Regions from separate parts of the Mus musculus genome. Here region 2 is linked to region 1. A link is a loop called in an ENCODE intact Hi-C map of the cell type or tissue named here. Cell type or tissue: left cerebral cortex. All regions are shown on one strand. Links, peaks and the distances in the headings refer to the core of each region. The heading gives the core; the rest is flanking DNA.

What was found. Peaks named below come from ENCODE experiments on the same cell type or tissue, not always from the same donor. Only the 100,000 strongest peaks of a DNase experiment are listed, where the experiment ranks them.
Region 2: a loop joins it to region 1, with 3 times the contacts of the local background. A loop is called at or near these places in 20 of 42 quality-filtered maps.

What each region holds. Positions count from the first base shown.
Region 1 is chr2:151,491,674-151,497,046 of GRCm38, reverse strand. Nsfl1c (NSFL1 (p97) cofactor (p47)) reads right to left here and starts at 2,865. Exons shown (of 10, transcript NM_198326.3): 1 at 2,635-2,865; 2 at 366-463. The coding sequence starts at 2,739. In left cerebral cortex, for the core only: a CTCF peak has its summit at 2,913 (motif pointing left); DNase peaks (open chromatin) are centred at 2,336 and 2,850; H3K4me3 peaks cover 1,408 bases; H3K27ac peaks cover 654 bases.
Region 2 is chr2:151,545,445-151,550,817 of GRCm38, reverse strand. All of the region lies in intron 2 of Fkbp1a (FK506 binding protein 1a), which reads right to left. Among named protein-coding and RNA genes, the nearest start is that of Fkbp1a, 5.6 kb to the right of the region's middle. In left cerebral cortex, for the core only: a CTCF peak has its summit at 2,772; no DNase peak of the experiment used is centred there; H3K4me3 peaks cover 89 bases.

The DNA of each region.
Region 1 (5,373 bases), core at 255-5,254:
TTGGCAGTTAGGAGCATTGAATGTTCTCCCAGAAGCCCCAGTTCAAGTCCCAGCACCCACATGGTGGCCCACAATCATGTATTAACTCCAGTTTCAGGAAATCCAATGCCTTCTTCTGGTCCCCACAGTGCATAAACATACAGGCAGGCAGAACACCCACTCACATTCAAAACAAAAACAAGGAAGCAAGCAAGCAAACAAACAAACAAACAAACCAAGCCACAAAAAAACCCTTGTAAGTTGACCTTTGAATCCCTCAGTTCTTTTTAGTTGATCTTTAAACCTCTTGGTTCATAATCTGTCAAGTCAGAAAGGAAAGTCCCTTTTCTGGAAACATTCATGTAGCAACTGAAGTTGGTCCTTACCTAGGAGCTGTGCCTCTGGACACTGAACTTGGGGTTGCTTGTGAAATGGTCACAATGTCTTCATCCCCTCCATCCTCATAAAAGCTTGCAAGTGCAATCTAAAACACACAGACAGAGTACTTTGGGACCCTCCAGGCTTTCATCTGACACATATCTCACAATGGAACAAAAACATGAAGACAAAACCCATACTTTGGTTCCTACACCTGGAACCAAAGAAGATTAGATGAAAAGGCAATAGACATGTTAGCCTGGAAGTGAAGATGGGGATATATTACTTCAGGGGGAAATCCACCCACCAAGGGAAACAAAGATACTAAATAAAATTAATATGAAAAACATAAAGGAAGACCACCAACTATTATTTATCCATGTGTCAGGTCGTCTGTACACTATATATTAATTCATTTAATCTACTCAGAATTTCGTAATTAGTATCATTATTGTCTCACTTTATAGCTGGCACAAATGGACTGCAAAATGAAGACAGCTTCTGGAGGTAAGAAGTGGGGTCAGGTTCAACCCCAGGCAGCATGCTCAGGCCCTCAAGCTTATGTTCTAAGAGGAAGAAGAGTATAGGGACAGATGCTACATTTCCTTTCTTTGTGAAGCCCGGTTCCTGTTTGAAATGGGGATGCTGTTCCACCAAACCTATAAAACTGAAGGAGATAATCACTAAAGTTAACGCAGTCACCTTAGCTTTACACATGTGAAAGCCCTTCATATGAGTCCTTTGGTCATTTGTGACTGTCGCCAACTCAATGAGAAGGCATTGATTTATCACACATTCTCCACACAAAGAGAGAAGACAGAACAATGAAGTCCCACGGAGATGGAGGAGGCACCTCCTGTCTAAAAGGTAACCAACTGTCTAGGAGGAAATGAGCTGTCATGGGACAATCAGTCTGAAGGTATTCTTCATGTAGTATAACCAGCTTCTGGGAAGTCATGTGCCATCGTAGGAGTTGTACTAAACTGACATTTAGAGAACCTGCATTCAAGTCCTGGCACTGCTAGTCAAGTTACCACACAGGTAAGAGCCTCAGTTCGGATGATCTACTGGGATAGAAGCTTTTCTCTTATGTATTTCCACTCAGCACAGAGGCTTCACAGCGCCTTTAAGAGCATCTTTCTGTTTGTTATGTTTTTGAAAGAGGGACTATTTACTCCTGGAACTATGTAGATCAGGCTGGTCTCGAACTCAGAGATCTTCTGCCTCCAGAGTGCTGAAAGAGTTAAAGGAATAAAGATCCCTAATGTTTGGGAAGCTAAATATTACAGTCAGTAGACATGGTTACATCAGAAAGCTCACACAGTGAGCACATTCGGTGTCCCTTTGAGGGTCCAATTCCTTATCCATAAGATAGGGTTAGTCTTTACCTGTTTAATTAGTAGTTAGCTCTTCAGCAAGTTATTTATCCTCCAAGTCTCAGCTGCAATGTGAGACATGTAAATGAGACATTCTGTAATGCTGAACAGTGCCTGGCTTGTTGTAGGTACTCAAGAAATATTAGTCATCGTCATCTACCTAAGATGTAGGCTGGCCAAGGACATTTATGCAATCAATTCTTTCTAACATTAATTACTGTGTTTCTGAGCAATAAGAGATGGGTGTTGCTCTAGGGATCAGAAGTGTGCAACATTTTATGCCTGGTGGAGCTTTGCCTTCTAAATTAATTCCTTAGTGACTATTTACTACATGCCAGTGAACAAGACAGTAAGTCCTAAGAAATTCCCATTTTACAGTTAACTACGAAATGTGCAGAGACCCCAAACGTGCGCCACAATCCCACAGGTAGTTTCTCCCTGCAATTAGGCAAGAGTGGGGCGTGGGCTGATGCCTTGCAGGGTTTCCCCCACCAGCACAGCATCCTTGCAGAAGCGGAATCGGAAGGCCACCGCGACCTCGGTGGGGCTCCATCTGGAAGCAGGGCACTCGATTCCACCCGGCCACCCGCAGGCACTCGCCGTGGCAGCCACGCCCCCAGGCGACGACTCCACGCGGACTGCGGCAGCGCCCAAAGTCTCGCCAACACTGCGAGCCCGCAGGAAAACAGAGGCCCTGCAAAGCAGGGCCCGCCCGCCTCCATGAACTTCCAAGCCAGGCCGGTGACGCGTGGCAAGCGACCCCAGGCACCATGAGGCCTGGGCCAGGCAGGGCCCAGCCCCGCAGGGATGACTGTGCGCTTCGGCCGCGTAGGGATCGCAGAGCCGACGCCGCACTCCGTATTCCCCAGCCCGTCCGAAGCGGCCCGCCTCGCGGCGCTACCTGCAGGTCCCAGCCAGCCGACTCCAGGAAGAAACGGGCCCTGTCCTCCTCAGTGCCAGTCACCGCCACGAACTCCCTCAACGCGTCCTGCCGCTCCTCCGCCATCTTCGCCCCGTGCACTTCCCAAACCGCTCCGGCGGACACTGCAACAGCCCGAACCCCAGGTCTGCGTTCCGCCCGCCGTTCTACCGCGTCCAGCCGCTGGGCGCCTGCTCGTAGGCTCCGCCCAATGCGGTGCCACAGGAAAAGCCCTCCGTGTGGGAAACCTAGCCGCCTCGCGCCCTCTGGTGGCCCCTATGTGAGCCTCACCTTAATGGCTGAAGTAGAAGGTCGATGGAAGTGAGTAGGGAGGGGCTGGTTTTCCCACAGGATGAAGTAGTCCCGAAATCAGATCCTGGAAATTACTCATGGTCTCATCCCTTTATTTCGTTAATTATTTATTTGCACATTAATTTCCTTCTTGAAGCATTACGCTGTCTATGGCTTGATGCTCTTCCAAGGGCTGTGGAAATAACAGAGATAAAACAAAGTATCCTGTCTTCTTGTTGCTTATGTCCTTTGACCCTAACAGTTCTAACCGATGCTCACATCCCCATGGTTTCCTATCTTAAACTAGTATAAGTCTCAGCCTGCCACTTTCCACAGCATCTAGCAAATCACCATTGCATTGCCACTGGCAGGCTGGCCCAGGACAAGGAGACTCAGAGCAGAGGTAAGATGGACATGTGTCACCTACAGAGAAAGTTTAGAGCTCTCTCTCCAACAGTGCTGCCCCTCAAGTGAAAGTGGGGACAAGTGAAGCTGGGAGCCTCCTAAGTCCATCTATTTATCCCTCATTTTCAAGGTTAAACTGTTACCATCCTACAATCTGCTAAGTTGGTGACCAGCAATTATTCTACCAGAACTTATTGAGTGTTCAGTGAGGTTCCTGTCAGCTGATTATATGCTTTGTTTTTCTCCTCTTCTTCCTATGCCTGACTCAGAGCCACATTCACTGTGCATGAAGCCACTACTAATGAATGTGTGAATGAATGAATAAGTGAATGGATGAAATAACACATGGATCAGACAATGAGGATCTCACAGGGAGTGGTCTATGCAAGAGCCCCTTTCAGTCTTTTTGTTCCACAGAGTCATACTATGAGAATGAAGAGCAGGAAGTAGCTCTGCCAGGGGCATCTCCAACTTCTAAGCCAGCCTCGGGCATGGCTGCAAACGCGACAGCACTGGATTGGTGTGAATACCGTCCTTTGGTATAACTGCAGATCAGTCCCACTGTAACCAACTGAAAAGGCCCACAGAGGCCATTTGGAACCTAACACATTGCAGAGAAGCAGTAAGGAGAACCCTATCTGCTTTTGATGCTGGTCCGATTCATAGTCAGCCCTCTGCCCAGCCTGACAGCTATCAAGAAGACTATAGGAATAATTGTGGGTGCAGGGCATTAGGGTTCCCTTAGCCTGCTGAAGGTGCTGTGTTCACATTATTATCTATTTCATCATAAAATAAACCTCTGCTAGGTAGAGGTTAGTATTCCCATTTTACAGGTAAAGACAGAAACCAGAGGTTCAGTAGGACCACACCTAATGAAAAGTACAACCTGGGCCTTGCCGTCCCAGCTTCTCAGGTGCCTGAGACTGAAAGAGTGACCTTGCAGAGCATATTTAAAGTCAGTCTGGGAAACAAAACTAAACCTGGTGAGAAAGTGAATCCATGCTAAAAGGCAGAGGATGCAGCCCAGTGCCAGAGGCCTTGCCTGTCATGGGAGAGGCTATAGTTTCAATCCCAGTTTTAAACAAATGTCCTAGCCTGGAAGTTTGGAGAAAGACTGACCAAGCCTCTATCTTCGCTGTCTCTCTACATATACACAGCATCACCCACAGCTCCACCTGTGGTCAAGTTCTGGTTTCAATTTAAAGCTGACTTTCTTGTCATTCAGGTATGAAATGTACCCAGAACCTATAGCTTCCAGTTAGTCCATTCCACATGTTCTCCCAAATATCCAGGGCACTCCACACAATACTCATGGCTTCCAGACTAACACACACACACACACACACACACACACACACACACACACACTCCACCACTACCACCACCACCACCACCACCACCACCAGAACAACAACATTACTCCAGGATAACATACACATATATCACCATCATCACCATCACCATCATCATCATCATCACCACCACCTATGGCGTCCATGGCACTCTACTCCTCGAATAGCCCAGCTTAAGTGCACATTATGCTTTTCAGATTTCCAAACCCACACCATCCCTATTTCAGTACTCTCATTCCAGGTCAGTTTGCACTTACTGGCTATTTGCTACCTTGCTGGAAGGAGGTTCTGGGCATCACAGACAGACCGGGAGGGTTTGTTTTAAAAGTTTGCATATCTCTCTTCTGTGAAAGTACAGGCAAGGGAGTCACTGAGCAGATTCTGTCAGCTGAGGGCAGGTGACTGCAAATGTTTCCACTGAAATAGTGTCAGGTCACCTGTTAAAGGTAGAAGGATATATCCTAAAGAATGATGGGGGGAGTGCTGGTTGGCAGTGGTGTGTATCTCTAATTTCAACATTTGGAAGGCAGAGACAAGTGGATCTCTGAGTCTGAGGCCACTCTGATCTGCAGAGTGAGTTCCAGGATAGTCAGGGATCTACAGAGAAACCTACACACACACACACACACACACACACACACACACACACACACACACACACACACACACACGG
Region 2 (5,373 bases), core at 67-5,066, 54 kb before region 1:
CCTTAAATCATGGTACTCAGGGCCGAATGAAACTCAAGATCACAGACATGGATTCTGTCCTATGTCCCAATGGCATCTGGCTCAACCCTTGGCTCTTCTTACTTGACTTAAGGACACTTAAGATAAGCAGGAGGCTTCCATATTTAGACCTTCTTCCCTATATGGCAAGCAGCAGCTGGGGGATGCTCCTAGAAGGGCTGGCTTTACTTTGCAGAACATGGCAAGAAATGGGCATGTCCAATGTAAAGCACAAGACAAGATGAGGCTCCCTATGTAAAGGCTCCCTCTGCACACAGCCCATGCCGCTTCTATCCCATACAGCTTCTCACTGGGGGCAATCAGGCTCAAATCCTTGCAGGGAAGGATTTTGGGAGTTTGGGGGGAGATTCCAATCTATCCCCACCATAGCATGCCAGGCAAGCGCTCCATCAGTCATACCCAGCTCTGGAGCGTGCTCTTATTCACAAGTAACTGGCAAAGGGAAAAGACACAGGCAACACCTGGTAAGCACAGCGCCACAGTGGCCTAGACTGCAATCCCAGTGCTTGGCTCAGGCCACAGAAAGAGTGAGGTTCAAGATCAAGACTCAAATCCATGAGGACCACCGAGCATCAGCAGATTATTTCTGGCACTCTGCTTTTCAGAAGGCAGAGTCCCAATGCCTTCTGCTTGAGTCAAGACTCGAGCTTCAGTAACTATAGTGAAAGCTCATTCTCAGTACTCACCAATTTCTACATGAGGTTTCCCAGGCAGCATTCTATGGACTACAATACAGGAAACCCCACTATTTAAATAAAATGAAATGATCAACTAACTAAACATGACAAAATCAAAGCTAAGTTCCTGTCACTTGCCAATGGGAGAGGGAGGAGTTGCTGAGGCCAAAATCCAGATTAGTTTCCTAAGTGCAACCAGTGCAGCTGTTGAATGAAAGGGGGAGCCACCCAAAGGCATGTCAGCCTGCAGCCTCGCAACTGAAACCACGCAGGACTTTCCCAGGTGAGAGCACTGTCAGAGGCCTCAGGACAGACCTGTTTCTCTTCCCTCTTTATTAGACACAGAAGCTTCCCAAACCCACTTCTGTGTAACTTCTGCGTTAGAAAGACAACATTCCCATGCTAAGTTTACCAAAGAGGACAGGGGAGCAGTCATCCATATGTTTCCATAGCTAGTCATGGTGGTTACACTGATGATTTAATTGAACAGCATGCAGATCAGTTAAGAATGGGTATGGCTAGAAAATCAGTTTAGCTGACGAGTCAGTACAGGAAAGACAGAAAGAACGCTGCTGCTAGTAATGAACTGGAAAGGCTTAGCATTTAGACTTCTCACAATAGACCTTACTTTATTATAAGAAAACAAAATTGGTACTTGGAAAATACCATACTCAAAGAAAAAGCAATGGCTCTTCAGCAAGTGTCTGAGCTGTTTTAGTCCACTTCTAGGCCCCCGTGACTGCACGACTGCACCCCAGTGTAACCTTCCTGCACTTATAAGGATACCCTTGGTGAATGGTATGGCCAGAGGTCAAGTGCCTATCCAAAGAAGGAACCAACTCCATCCCATCACTTGCCTGGTCCATTAAGTGCAAGCACATGCCCAACCATGAGCAAACACTTCTTATCTTTAGCCATATCCCTTAGATTCTAGACCAAAAGTTTTCAAAGTCAAGATCCACAATGGAAGGAGCTGTGCAACAATATGAAGAACACAGGTAGAGTAAATTCTTCCCTTGTGGGCGTGTCATTCAGTTCCCACATTAATCACAATATAAACAGTGGCTAGCCAGATACATGCAATGCTCTAGGACGTACTCCTCCCAAATGGTTCATCCCCTTCCCTGGCTTTTCTGCTTCTGTTCCTGCTCTTCCTCCAGCATAAATCTGACAAGAGCCTAACACAGGGCCTTTGAAACAACACAAACAGGCCCTTGCTTTTTAAAGCCCTCGCCTGGCTCACCATCTCTTTCAGAAGACTCTAACCTCCTTAAAAGTGGCTCCCAAGAGCTGTCACCTCTCTGATCTTGCTGCCCCCTGCCTCCACTTCTCTGCTCCAGGCACTGTAGTCTGCATTCACATCAAGTACACTCCTATTTGCAGCCTTGCTGCTGTGCTGCCCACTCTTGCTCAAACCGCCCTATGCACTAATCCCCTGACTCCTTCAACTATATTATTCTCACTTTCTCAATAAGGCCTTTGCCATTTAAAATCTTGACCTATTCTTATCTCTCCTTAGCACTATTGAACAATACATTTTTGCATAATCACATTAATTATGCCTTTTCCACAACAACTAAAAATCTACAAGGGTAGGAATTGTGTTCTACTTCATTCTTAAATTCTTGGTGCTCAGTACAGTACCTCACACACAGACATGAGTTCATATAAAGAAATCAAAGATCCCTTCTAACTCCAGGCATATGTACACTTGGATAACTCTTTCCTCTTGCCTGGCTGAGGCACTGACACTCAAAGTGCCACTGCTTCTAGGCACTTCTCGCTTACAGGTGCCAGTTGCCATGAAGATTTCAATGAATGGCTCTCTCCCACCTCCTGATGATATCATTGAATAATAGAGGGAAGGGTGAACCATGGGAGTAATGGATACAAGGAGAAAGGAACAAAGTCCAAAAAGAGACTTAAGTACTTTCTCTTTCTAGACTGAAGAAAACAGAAACCCCTGACACAGTATCAGGAAGGTCGGAGTGCAGGTAGTGTATTAGTACTTACTAAAGGGGGCAGACACACTCCCTACCCCTCCTGCTCCCCTAGTGGTTAGAGCTCTTGGGAGAGAAAGTCCACATTTAGAGGCACACAGAGCATCCCACTACAGTGAGTGAACCTCAAAAGAAGCAAGGCTGTAAAACCAGCTTTGGAAACAACTGTGATGATTTCATTGAGTTTGGTTTGGGATAGGACCAGATCACTTTACATTGTCTTGGATGTAACAAGCAAGAAAATAATACTCTCATGGCAGGTAAGACACCAGGATATTTCAAGTTAATATGGCCCAGCTAAGCTGGGCTTAGAGGCATGCTGCCTCCCAGTTCTTGGGAGGCAGAGGCAGGCAGACCTTCGTGAGTTCAAGGCCAGCCTGGTCTACACGGTAAGTCCCAGGACAGCCAGGGCTACACAGTGAGACTGTCTTGAGAAACAAAACAATGGCCCTATGGTTATAGGTTACTAAACTTCAGAGTGGATAGTAACAGTGCATGTAACAAAATGTCAACCTGTGCCAAGGCAGTAGCACTCAGGCACACACTTCTGTTTTCACTTTTCTTTCTTTAAAAAGGTCTCCAAGAATAGTGGCACCACATATTCTTTGGGGGTACAACAAAAGAGTTTCTTCTGCCCTTACCTGTGGAAGACAACAGACTTTGTGTAATTAATTTGAGAACTCACAATGCCATAGGAAGGCAACCCTTCCACAGCAGGATCCACTTCATGGTGCCAACATCTTACCAAGCTAAGGAAATCTGGCAACAGAAATCAACCCCTAATGTGTTCACACAGCCAAGGTAGCACAGTGCAGCTGGACTACTCTCACCCAGGGGAGCTTCGTTGTGCACATACCGGGGTATGGCTGTAGATGGGCACTTGTTCCACTCCACCTCTTTTGCATACCAATTTCTCCAACAGGAGCTTGGGGCAACCACTTCAATCTTTTGTGTCTAAAAAAGGGTTTCACCATGTGAAACCTGGAACTTGTTAGGTAGCCCAGGGTGCCCTCAAGTTCATCATGATCGAGCTGCTGCTATGAGTGCTGGGATTAAAGGGCACGGGGTACCACACCTAGCTTCCAAATGCTTCAATCTTAAGCATCCAAGTCTGACGACCACTCTCAACAGTTTTGGTGCCAAGATCACAGTTCAACCTTGTTTCTAACTCTAGACCCCACAATGGACACGAGCTCCATTGCCTGGTATGTGGAGCATAAGATTTAAGCACAGCTGGAGCAGTGCCATAGCTGCCCGTGCCTCTACTCACAAGGTGCTACTTCTCCCAAACGCCCACCCTTTGAGGAGCACGCCTGGCATCATTTATTTCTTGCTGATGTCCTAGGTTGGAACACCCTCACACTGGGGATACAGCTAGGTACTATGTATCTATCCCCCAGAGGGAGAAGGTTAAAATTCAAGTCAGCTCAAGACATGTTCCTCAGACTCAGAGGAAGGCAGCATACCAAGTTCCCTTAGCCCCACTGCCCAAAACCACTCTTTCACACAATCCACTCCAGCTCCTGGGCCTTGCATAAGAACTTTCCCTCGAGATGGCCTTGAAGCCCACTACCAAACTTGCTGTGCATGCTGCTGGAGGTGGGTGACACTTATCAGGACTTTTCCAACGGTCTCCATTAAAAGTAAACTCCTCCTTCCCCATCCCTCTCTGCTTTACTCTCTCTATTGTGCCTCTCACTATCTGACATGTCGCACTGTCAAGCTGGTCCCCCTCTTGAGCTAAACCCTACTAGATCAGGTCTTCCTCTAGTCAGTTTACTAGCCACTTGTGCCTGGTTTGTTGCTGTACAAAGGAGAAAACAAACAAAAACCCCAAACAACAACAACAACAACAACAACAACAAAACATTGTCACAACTACCCATACAGCTCAGCCTATTTTGTGACAGACACTACACACTAGAAAAAATACCACCTGAGGCATTTCTTAAATATGAGCTTCCCTCCAGACATCAGGTCACCAACTAAGGAACAGCAGAGAAGAGGGACGAAAACTAAAGAAAAATTCAAAGTCATGGGCCAGCCCTGGCCTGGGAGCTTTGACTGCCCTAGGCAGACTGGAGATGATGCCAAGGGACTCTTAGCTTCTCCATCAGACACCAAGAGGCTATGTAAGACTTAAGCACAATCCCAAGGACAAGATGTCTAGCTATATTTTAAGAGGAAAAAAAAAAAAAAAAAGAATTCCTTCAGTCCACTTGAGACTGCTCTGACAGTGGCAAGCATGTGGCCTGCTGTGGCCTTGTGAAAAGGGATATGCACTAGGATAAGCGGCACAGCAACCAGGAGGCAGCCTTTGAGGATTTATTGTATGGTTTACTGACCTATCTCCTCCCTCAGGCCTCAGGCAAGGCTTGTCACACCCCTCAGAAAATCACTAGATATTCTCAGTGGCACTCAGAGGTCTTCTTCAAGCCTGCACTTACGCTGGGTTCTGGCAGAGGTCACAGAAAACTCCAGAGAAAGGCTTAGCAGTGGCACAAAGTCAGTCATTATTGGCATCTAAAACACCCTTGAAGTTGAGGCTTGGAGATGGAGCTCAGAGTTGAAACGTTTGGCTAGTACCTGTAAGGTCCTGGGGTTCATCCCTGGCATGCAGGGTGCGGGGCTGAGGGGCTGGTCACCTTACTTCCTTT